Regions from separate parts of the Homo sapiens genome. Here region 2 is linked to region 1. Evidence: chromatin contacts called from ENCODE Hi-C or POLR2A ChIA-PET data. All regions are on one chromosome and are shown on one strand. Each heading gives the region's core, a stretch centred on a gene start or an enhancer-like site at or near the end of the contact. The rest is flanking DNA. Distances are from core to core; before and after follow the strand shown. Region 1 holds the start of NAV1 (neuron navigator 1). Region 2 overlaps NAV1 (neuron navigator 1).

Region 1 (5,548 bases), core at 1,344-3,843:
CCTCCTTCCATCACTCACAAATCATTTCACGCCCCAGCACCTCTCCCACTCTCTCCATCCTCCCCTCCCCACAGCGAGGTCCTTGCCTTTACCTCTTATTGATTTTCATATTTAAGGAAAATCCATTTGCTAGACTCAGAGCAACTGAGTCATCACTGTGTTCAGACAAAAACTACTCACAAAGTAGGCATTTGGCAGAGGCCACTTCTGGGATGGGCGGGACCCTGTTTCTTACCCAAACAGTGCTCTGTCCAGAGTCTCTTCTGGCTTCTCCTCCCTGCCGCTCTGTCCTATCCACTTTCTCTTTCAGTAGCTTTCATATCCTCTGCCTGTCACCCCAACCAGACTGGCCCCTTTACTCCTTCCTCCCTCAACCTGTCCATATGCTATTATGTTTGCCTACACATACAGGTTCACTGTTGGAAATCTGTGAGTGGGACATTTTTCTGAATTTTTATTTTAGATTCAGGGGGTACATATGCAGGCTTGTTACCTGGGTATATTGTGTGATGCTGAGGCTTGGGGTACAAATGATCCCGTCACCCATATTGATTGGGACATTAGGAGCAGGGTGAGGGAGAACTTGTATGAGCAGCCACTCATAAGTGGGAGAGAAATATTGATCCTGTGTACTGATAGAAGAGATCTAACCCTTACGAAATTATAGCTTTGGCTTTCTTTTCCATTCTGGGTAGCACCCAAGGAATGACATCATCCCAGCATTACCAATGTGGATGGGGGCTATGCATCCAGCCTCACAATGGGTCAAGGAGTCATTTCACCTTCTGATAGTCATTTGCATACCTACTGTGTGGTCCTTGGTCCCTGGGGTCCCACCTTTTGAGCTCTCAAGAAAGGACAGTGCTTCTTCTTAAAGGACTAGGCTCCCCTTTGCAGGACTGGGAAGAGCACAAAAGGATTCTAGCTAGCACATCATTGAATGCCAAACTGGGCGCAGAGTTACATCTCCAAGAGTTAGATCTCCAAGAGTTAGATCTCCAAGAGTTAGTTACTCCAAGATCAAAGTAACAGCTAATGTTCACTGAGCATTTACTATGTGCCAAGCACTATTCTAAGTGTGTCACCTATAGTATCGCATTTAATCCTCCCAACACTCTTAGGAGATAGGAACCATTATTATCCCATTTTACAGATAAAGAAACTGAGGTAGCTAGAGGTTAAAGAGTTCAGTAAGTTCCCATGGCTAAAAAATCATTGATCCAGGATTTGAACTCATGCAGTCTGCCTTAAGAGCCCACACTTCTAGTCTTTATACAGAGGGTAAGGGTGTCACTCTGCAGTCCACCCCCTTATCCCGCGCCAAAAGGCAGTTCACTCCCTTCATGGACAAAAATCATACAACAAATCTTTTTCCCTGATCAGTTGGGAACTTCTTGAATGTCACTGCTTGTCCATTGTCTGGTGTCTCATCTCTCCAAATTCAAAGCCACTGTGGCCTTACTGACTGTGTGGGGCGTTCAGGGAGGACTCAAGGGCTCTCATCCTGACTCTGCTCACACTGATTTTGCTGGCAAAGAGCTGTGAGACCTCCCAGGGAGTAGGCAGTTTTGCTTTCTATCCATCAGTCCTCCAACTTGCAACCCCATGGCCCTGGGAATAGATCAGTCCTCTTATTTGTTGGCAGGAGCAGGGGAATCTGCTGGGTCCTTGGCCACAGCTACTCCCTTTCCAAAGCCTGCTTCAAAGCTCAGGTCATCTGGCTTCCTTCTGCCTTCTTCCTGCAGACCCTGGAAGTCCCCAAGCCAGGAGGCAGGGGGCTTGCACTGCTTCTGCAGTAGGTTCTGGCTGAGGGCCTTCCTCCCATTCACTCTCCTCAGGTCCTGTCATTTCCTCTCTCCTCTTCTTCCCCCTCCTCCCACTCCCAAGTCCCTGGAAGAAGGAGGAGGGGCATCGGCTGTCTGGAAGGTGGGGAGAAGTCACTTATTTTACTGAGCACCTACTATTTGCGGGGCACTTGCGGGGCCTCCCCCTCCTCTAAGACAGCTCAGACAGCATGACAGTTCAGTGGGGTGGAGAAAGAAAGGAGGTGGGTGCCCGGGGTCAGAAGTCGGGTGGAGAGGCTGGCCCATCCATCTGTCCCCTTCTCCTAAAGAACTGCGGCTGAACCAGCGAGCGGTACCCGGACGACATGTGGGGGAGGGAGGAAACCCGGCCTGGAAGTGGCGGTGGCGGGTCCCCGGGCAAAGGAAAGGCTCAATTGTGCAAAGGCTTCCTGCCCTGCCAGCTCGCGGGTCCGCCACCGAGCAGCCGCCTTTCTGCGGCCAGCCTGGGAGGCGGGACGGGAAGGCGAAGGCAGCAAAGGGTTACGGGAATAGCTTTCCAATGACAAAGTCTGGAAGGGACCCATGCCTCCGCCCCTCTGCGGGTTAAACTGGCACAGTGCAGGGGGAGGAAAGCCAGGGCGATCGGACGGATTCTCTCCTCCTGCCCGCCCCCCGGCCGCCAGGCACTCCCCTCCTGGGCCCGCCGTGGAGGCAGCCGGCGTGTGCCTGGGGCAGCGGGTCACGAGGCTCCGCCCCGGCCGCCGTTCCCGAGGGGACGGCACTTTGTTCAGGATGCCGCCTCCCTCCTCATTGTGGGGCCGGGGCCGGCGGCTGCCCTAGTGCGGGGCCCGAGGCTGGAGTGCGCGGCGGACGCCAAGCCTGGTGCGAGGGGCCGAGGCGGCCTGGGGAGCCCCGGGAAACTTTGTGCTCGCGAGAAGCGGACCCCGCACCCGCGCTGCCCTTGGGGATGCGCGACTCTGCGCGGCTGCGGCGCGGACCCGGAGCCCGGGCGGGCAGGCGCTCCGGTGAGTGGCCGGCGCGGGGCGGTCGCGCGGTCGCGGCGCTGAGGGTCTGGCGCTTCCCGTTTTGCGAGGCTTGGCTGGCAGGTCCTGCGAGGCCGAGACCAAGTCTCGGGGTAGGGGAGGTTGGTGCCCGAGGGAGGCTGTGGGCTGGGCTCGGGAGAGGCGCTGGAATAAATAACAACCAAGATGCTCGCGGCTTCCCGGGAAGGTGTGTGCCCTTTCGACCCCTATGGGACTGACTGCGCGTTTGATTCTAGAGTTGACTCTCCGGGGGGGCTGCCTAACTTCAGTCCCTCTGAGCCTCAGTTTCCTTGTTGTGAAATACCCACAATTTAAAGTGCGTTGAGATCTTATCATGAGACACCAGGTGCTGCGTTCTTATACTCGCACCCACACGGCAAGCACACACCCTACCCGCACCTCTGCCTTTCGTTGAAGCAAGAGTTAACTCCTCCCATCCCAGCAGGAGCCAGAGGAACAGCTGGGGCAGGTGACCTCGCGGGCCGTTCCAGAAAACGTTCCCCGCACCCCCGGGATGCGCCGGGAAGCGCCCTCCCGCCAATCTCCCGGAGGCCGTCCTCTCTGGCGCCCGCCCAGTGCGTCTGGGAGCGGAGAAAGTGGTCCCGGAGGAGAGGGGAGAGAGGAGAACGCAGAAATTGGGTGATCACGGGGAGCTCACCTGAGCGCTCCCGAGGCTTGGGCTCTGGTCCCTGCTAATCCCCAGAGCCGATAAAAACTGGTCATAGGATAAAGAAGCAGCTAAGTTTGCAGCGGGCAGAGGGGAGGCAGGAACTGGAGAGGACGCGAGTGGCGGGTGGCGGGGGCGGTGTGTAGGGGTGACGTCCACCCGGCAGAGAGGGTTCCTTGTCCCCTGGAGCCGAACACAGGAAAATCAGCTGGTGAGTCAATGGGACTTTGTTAGGATAGTCACAGGGCGCAGCTGGCGCCGGCTTAAGGGAAGAGCTGGATCCCCCCTTGATAACATGCTGTTTATCTGGCTTCCTGTTTCAATGATTGGGATACCATTGGCTCGTTCAAATTCAATGCTGAGAAGCCTGTGGGCACGTTCGTTCACTGTGCAAAAGCAGAGGGCTTGCCTGGGTTTTCATCTGTGGGCTAGCTCTTGTTCCCCCTACATGAAGTCCCCGGCAACTCACTTGTAATGGGACTGGAGACTTCGCAAAAAGAATGGCCTCCCCAGGAGGAGGATCTGACGATCTGACACTGCAGAGACCTTGGCTTCCTTTAGGCCAGAGATATATATGATTCCAGCTTGCTTATGACATTTTTTTAAATCCTGCTTTGACTTTTTGTTGGTGTGTCTTTGGGATTGACCTAAGAAGGGAGACAGAGGGAACAGCTCTATGGATTTTGTCTTCTAAGATGAGCTTCCTAGTAGTATGTGCTTTCACCATCAGTTTTTAGGGGAAGTTTTCAATCATCAGTTTGTAGTTCTCTATCTGGCTGTGTTGCTAACCACCTGGATGATCAGAGAGCAAATAATTCCTCATGTCTCTGTCCTGGTTTTCACTTCTGTAAAGTGGAGCCAGGAAAAAATCGCTACGGTTGGAAGAATAAAGAAGGTTTTTCAGATTTGGGCTCCAGCCCCTAGGGTCTATTTCCTGAACTTTCCAGGTGAAAGAGAACACCAGGTGAAAGAGAACACCATTTCCGGGTGAAAGAGAACAGCCCCTGATCTGAACTTCTTCAGCAGTTTATCTGATTTCCCTTGGGGCAGGTCTCACATTCTGCTTTGCATTTTTTGTTTTTGTTGATTGTCAGTGTGCCATGCTTTGTATTTTAGATATTTGGGTGTTTGTGCACATGCCTATCTTCCTGTGAGTACCTTCCAGCCAAACACCCTATCTGACCACCCACAACACTCAGCACACAGTAGGCACTTTATAGATGCTTGCCAAACTAATAGAATTGGGGAGAAAAACTAAGTAGCATTCAAAGGCCTCCTATCTCATTTAAGTGCCATTTATTCATTCTTTGGGAGTTAATTTGCTCCCCCAGACCCCCTCTACTTCTTTTTCCCTCAAAAGCAGTTCATAAAAATGTTGATTTGCCCATGGGTAAGTAGGCAAGCTTTGAATATTTGGGCTTTTTCTGGGATCTGGCTTCTTTGATAAACCTTGGCCTGGGGAAACTGAAAACAAGAATGCTGTTTTGGCCAGGTGCGGTGGCTCATGCCCGTAAGAGGGGCGGATCACCTGAGGTCAGGAGTTCGAGACCAGCCTGGACAACGTGGTGAAACCCTGTCTCAACTAGAAATATGAAAATTAGCCGGGTGTGGTGGCAGGTGCCTGTAATCCCAGCTACTCGTGAGGCTGAGACAGGAGAATTGCTTGAACCCGGGAGGCAGAGGTTGCAGTAAGCCGAGATCATGCCATTGCACTCCAGCCTGGGGGCCAAGAGTGAAACTCCATCTTTTTTTTAAAGGAGTGCTGTTTTTCCTTTCTTGCCTAATCTAGCCCCCTCCTGAGTCCCTGTGAACCTCTGGTATCAACTCAGTTTGGGCCCAGTAGAAAGGAGTGGCCTAGAATAGAAAAATCTCCTATCCATCTTTTACAATTTGTCTCTATTTTTGCCTTCCTATTTCCAATCAGTGTCACTTCCCTCTTCTTTTAAAGTTCTTTTGACTTCTTGAAGGGTTTGGCCTTTAAGAAAAACCAGAATGTCAAAGTTAAAAGGATCTCCACTCCTCCCAACCCCTGCTCTTCTCCCCTTTACAGGCAA
Region 2 (5,747 bases), core at 3,006-5,505, 230 kb after region 1:
TTTAGATGATAAAGTTAGTTATTCTCTTTCCTATATGAGGAAGCAAGAAGTCCTAGGTATCCCCTAGGCTTCCAATTCCATAAACTCTACTGGAAGTAAAAATAATTATAAGAGAAGAAAAAGAAAAAAAAGAAAACTCTCAGCTGTTAAAACCAGCCTATTGTACCGCAGATATTTCTCCACTCTCAGAAGAGAAAGTAGAGTTCCATGTATACAGCTCTTATGCATTAAGTAGTAAATAGAGAAATAGTTACTGATTCGCAAGGCATATATATTCTGGACAGAAGAACAGATTCAGTGTTCAAGTCTGACTTTTAAGAACCATGCTGTGCTACAGAAGCAATAAGGATTTTTTCCTATGTAGTCACAAGCTGGTCCACTCTTCCAGTTAGTTAGCCCACACCCTTGGCCCTCTGGCTGCCTGCAGGCTCCCTTGGCTATTCAAGTTCCATGGAATAGCTGGGCCTAAAATGTGGGGAGCAGACGGTGTGAGAGAAGTCTGGGAGGGGTAGCCAATCCTAGCCAAGAACTACGTTAGTGTTGGTGCTTTTCCCAGAGGGGAGGAGTGTTTCCTGCCCCATGCATTGCCACGTGTCTGCACAGACACAAACAGAGCAGTGTTCAGTTGAGCTGGCCTCTCCACAGTCCCTCTTTTCATCCTACAGAGGAGATGGATGCATCAGAGTGTTCCTTAGACTATGGTATCAGTGCTAGGAAGTGGGCAAGAAAACAAGAGGAGGAATCAGTTGCCATTCTTAGCAGCCCTAGATGAAGGGCTTTATTTATTCTAAGAGCACTCAAGGGGCTAATTTATTGAAGGGAATCGTATAGTGTCCTACACTATCACTCTCATCTTAACAACAAGGCTAAGCTGGATAAGCAACAAACATAACTTTTTAAAAATACAGATATCTAAGGATGCAAAGTACTCTAATTGAACTAAATTCCAGAAAGAGAAGAGCCATTCCTAGGAGAGATGGAATACATGGCTGTTTTCCTCCTAGGGTATGGCTAAGAGGAGCAAACCCACCATAGATGAGGATAAGGAGAAAATAGCTGAATTTCCTACAAACTTTTGAAGGCCACATGTAGGCTGGCCATAAGGAGCCCTAATTATAGAGCAAATAAGTACCCACCTACCCCTAAATCGTTCTCATGAGGGCTTCACTGAGTACACAGTGGCAGCAAGCTGATGGCTAAGGGCAGGACAGAAATCTGAGAAAGATCCCTGCCCCCACCCAATGTACACAGGACCTTCACTGATTATACAGCAGCAGTACAGTACAGTACAGTGGAACCTGAGAACAGGGCAGGAGGGTAGAGAAAGACCCCCTCCAAAGCACAAAAATCCTTCATTGAATGCACAGAAGTGGCTCACCAAGAGTGCAGAGAACTCCACAGCAGCCCAAAGCTGGCAGCTGGGCTGGATGGCATAGAGAGATCTCTGGGGACTCACTATGATCAGATCTTAAGTGCTACTGAAAGGACAGTCCTGATCCTGCCCTCAAAACATCTGGTGACCCGGGAGGCAGAGCTTGCAGTGAGCCGAGATCCCGCCACTGCACTCCAGCCTGGGCGACAGAGCGAGACTCCGTCTCAAAAAAAAAAAAAAAAACATCTGGTGATTTGGGAGGCTGAAGCAGGCAGGTCACCTGAGGTCAGGAGTTCAAGACCAGCCTGGCCAACATGGCGAAACTCCATCTCTACTTAAAATACAAAAATTGGCCGGGCATGGTGGCAGGCACCTGTAATCCTAGCTGAGGCAGGAGAATTGCTTGAACCCGGGAGGCGGAGGTTGCAGTGAGCCGAGACCACACCATTGCACTCCAGCCTGGGGAACAAGAGCAAGACTTCGTCTAGAAAAAAAAAAAAAAAAAAAAAACTGGTGAACTGACCTATAACAGAGCCCAAACCTGGCTCTATGACAGGCTAGACTGACTCAGCTCTCAATCCTAGCAGCCTAACAGCGGAAGGGACATGTCCTTTTCTGGATATACCTATTGCCACACTTTTACACACAACATCTGGCATAAAATAAAAAGTTACAAGACTCAGGAAGAAGCAGAAAAAATAAGACTGAGGGAAAAAATAGTCAATAGAAGCAGATCCACAGATGAGCCATATGTTGAAACTAACAGACAAGGATTGTAAAATCCTTTTTATAAATATGTTTAAGGATCCAGTAGAAAAGGTGAATTACATTTTTGTATAGATAGGGAATTTCAGCAGAGTACTGAAAGTTCTAAAAAGAGAATGTTAATAAATTCCCCCAACCCCAAAGCAAGGATTACATTTATAAACAAATTACTAGTTATTCTTGGAGAATATATAAATAGCAGCTCCAAAATCTTAACCTTTTTCCTGAAGTTATGCATTCTTGTTTTCATATAAGCAATGAGTGAGTGCCCACTGTATACAAGATATTGTATGAGGGGTACGAAGAAGCATAAGATTTAATCCTAACCTTCAGGGAAATATAGTCTAGTGAAAAGATGTGTGGACATAACTATTTCAAGGCAGACCACTCTAACAGAAGTATAGATATGTCTGTAGAAACATAAAAGAGAATGGGATTTTTCTGGCAAGGAGGATCATGGAAAGCCTCATGGAAGACTTGGCATTTGATCTGGAAATGGAAAATGCCTATGTGAAATATGAACAGATAGGGCTTATGTCCACTGATGTCAGATCCCTGGGATAATGCCAGGACTCCAGAGACTTCAGCAGCACACAGATCACTGCATAGTGGTGTGAGGACCGGCTCCTCATGCAGGTCTGTATTTCTAAAAGGAAATTAGGCAAGACAGCTGGTCACCTAATAGGAATCCTGGGGAACATAGGAAGTAGGAGTGGGATGGGAGTGGAGAAAAGTGGATAAAGCATTATGTTTATCAGTATTGTAACATGGTAAAGTCATATTTCTGGATTTTATTGGAGATGAAATCATTCCTTCCTCTGTATTGCTTTATGTATGTTGTCTATACCTCTGTCATGGATTTATTTCATTTATACACCTTTCTCCATCCTTGGGTTATACGCTCATTCTGGATAGCCACTTATTTTGAATGCCCATAGCAACTGATACCATGCATTATAAATACTAGGAGCTTGGGCCGGGCACAGTGGCTCATGCCTATAATCCCAGCACTTTGGGAGGCCAAGGCGGGTGGATCACGAGGTCAGGAGATCGAGACCATCCTGGCTAACACGGTGAAACCCCGTCTCTACTAAAAATACAAAAAATTGGCCGGGCGTGGTGGCGGGTGCTTGTAGTCCTAGCTACTTGGGAGGCTGAGGCAGGAGAATGGCATGAACCTGGGAGGCGGAGCTTGCAGTGAGCCGAGATCATGCCACTGTACTCCAGCCTGGGCGACAGAGCAAGATTCCATCTCAAAAAAAAAAAAAAAAATACTAGGAGCTTGATGACTGTTTGCTCAATTGAAGTTGAATTTAACCCTAGGCAGAGTTTATAGGGATTAAACTCAGGTAGTCTGGCTCCAACATCTGTGCTCTTAATCACTATACTACATTAATGATGGCTCATGAATAATCTTGATAAATGGGCTGTAGAATGTTTTTTAAAAAATACACAGAGACAGGGTCTCACTATGTTGCCCAGGCTGGTCTCAAACTCCTGGCCTTAAGCAATCCTCCCTCCTCAGCCTCCCAAAGTGCTACGATTACTGGTGTAAACCATCATGCCCAGCCAGGCTGCAGAATTTTTATTTTATCATGTCAGTAACAGAGAGCTAATGAAGGTTTTGCTAAGTGCCACACTTTTGGGTGATTAGGCTTCTGATTATATTCAGTGCATGTTAGAGGGAGGGAGGAGTAGAACTGATAAGAAGTCTTTCACAGTGGCTCAAGTGAGAGGACATTAGGCTCTGAACCAGAGCAAAGGCAGGGGAAAGTTAAAGGAAGAGACAGATTTGAAAGGAAAGTGGTAATACAATCAATGATGTGTTACAGTCTTGATGAGGAGGGGGAGGAAAAAGGAGTTGAAGACATACCTAAGTTTTTGATAGAGCAATGAGGGGAAAAGGTGATGCTTTTTAGTGGAAATAGGGAATGAGACGTGTAAATTTTGGAGGGTAGACTAGATGATATGAGGAGAATAGTAAGTGGGAAAATAAGTATCCCATGGAGAAAGTTCTTTAATTTACCTCTATAATCTGTTATAGCTCCCTTGAAATATCCGTTGACAAGGTTCTTCATCTTCATTGTCCTGTTATATCTGACTCAATCTCTCATATGCTCATTCAGACTCATTTCCTCTCTGTTCTGGGGGTAGATGAAAATGACAAAGTGCCATTGTTCTTATAAGAACTCGCCCCAAATAAAAACTTTTGACACCATTTCTGTCGTACATCAGTAGCCTGTTGGTGGTTGTTTGGATTTGTAGATTAGATTATACAGGGTTATTGAGGTCTCTGCATTCTTTGTTGTTTTCACCTCCTCGTGAATTTAGGCCTAGCTTGTTGTTGCCCAGCTCTCTTTTCTGTACTTGAGATCTATGTGAGAAACAAATATAAAGAGAAATGGGAGGGAGACAGCAAAATCCAGCTTAGAGTGAGCAAAGAAATTCTTTCTGCCAAACAACAGATGCAGTAGCCCTGCATAACTCTGAGCCCTGTCCTCTTTACTTTATTCTTTTTGATGCCATATTTAAGCTGCCTTCCTTTCTCCCTGCTATCTTGAGTGACCAGGCAGTTGCTTTGCAGTACTCTGACTGATGAACTGTAAAATTTGCAAACTCTTCTAAAGACATTCTATTCTTACACCTCAACCAGTCATATGTTTCAGGATGGACAGTGTCCATCCAGCCTTTTTTCTCCCACAGCTCTTGAGTCTTCAAAAAAAATCATCTAGCCCAGGTGCAATGGCTCATGCCTGTAATTCCAGCTCTTTGGGAGGCTGAGGCAAGAGGATCACTTGAACCCAGGAGTTCATGACCAGCCCGGGCAACATAGCAAGACCCCATCTCAAAAAAAATATTATCTAGATGGTTTCTTCTGCCTCTGTGTAATTTGACTTTGGAACTCCAAAGCTAATGTCTCGTCACCTCTCTCTACTCAAAGGCTACCCATCAGGATATCTTATCCAAAAGAGTCACTTAGGATATATTTCACATATTTCACAACTACCACAAAAGTTAAATGAAAATAAAGCGTTTTTCTTTTCATAAGTCATAAAACCACAAAGACAAAGAATAGGAGAAGAAAGAGATAATAGTGATGAGATCATGGGAAGCTGGAAATCAGACTGGCAAGTATGAACTGGTGGATCAGACTTAAAGTCGAATCCTGAGCCAGCAGTGGAGGAAGTGGGGCAGCAACTCAATTTGCACCCCAGAATCCTCAAAAAGCTTCATAATTGGTGGCATCAGGTAGGTTTAATAGGGGAAGAGGTAAGTCTAAAAACAAGAGGACTGGTTGAAAATTTATAGAAAAAACACTTAGACTCTCAGATTCTCCCCTCCATTCCCCTCCATCTGCTCCCAAAGGGGGAGCCCTTTCCCTCCATTAACAGAAGACTGGAGACATTTTCTGGAGAGAGTAAAACAGGTAGTCTCTGGACTGGTGGACTCCTGACACAAGTGAGGGCATAGATTTTAAACTAAAACAAGGGAGAGGGGAATAAATAAAACTTTGCATATTGAATGTTGAAAGCTCCAGGCTCTTCTCTAACTCAGCTCGTAGAATGCTGGTCTTACATGCTGCAGGCTGGAGTTTGGAAGACTCACCTCT

The links. A loop is a pair of places that touch in the nucleus more often than their neighbours do. ChIA-PET counts read pairs that join two places held with the same protein, here RNA polymerase II (POLR2A). Pooled maps may share reads with other maps.
Region 2: POLR2A ChIA-PET joins it to region 1 with 11 read pairs in AG04449. The contact joins the enhancer-like site here to the promoter of NAV1 in region 1. A Hi-C loop is called at or near these places in 10 of 168 maps with a recorded cell type or tissue (IMR-90, Jurkat, K562 and 6 more) and 1 of 50 pooled maps. POLR2A ChIA-PET finds 5 or more read pairs at or near these places in 3 of 52 experiments (AG04449, Panc1 and endothelial cell of umbilical vein).

What each region holds. Positions count from the first base shown.
Region 1 is chr1:201,536,534-201,542,081 of GRCh38, forward strand. NAV1 (neuron navigator 1) reads left to right here and starts at 2,594. Exons shown (of 34, transcript NM_001389617.1): 1 at 2,594-2,809. LOC124904484 (a long non-coding RNA gene) reads right to left here and starts at 3,612. Exons shown (of 2, transcript XR_007066793.1): 1 at 3,486-3,612.
Region 2 is chr1:201,769,641-201,775,387 of GRCh38, forward strand. The region is part of intron 7 of NAV1 (neuron navigator 1); the gene reads left to right. All of the region lies in intron 2 of IPO9-AS1 (IPO9 antisense RNA 1), which reads right to left. LOC124904483 (a long non-coding RNA gene) reads right to left here. Exons shown (of 2, transcript XR_007066790.1): 1 at 1-5,747. Among named protein-coding and RNA genes, the nearest start is that of MIR1231, 36 kb to the right of the region's middle. Within about 2 kb of position 4,256, at least 2 of the 41 ENCODE cell types and tissues checked have a DNase peak (open chromatin) inside an H3K27ac peak, as active enhancers do; they include endothelial cell of umbilical vein and mammary epithelial cell, where a contact is called at or near this core.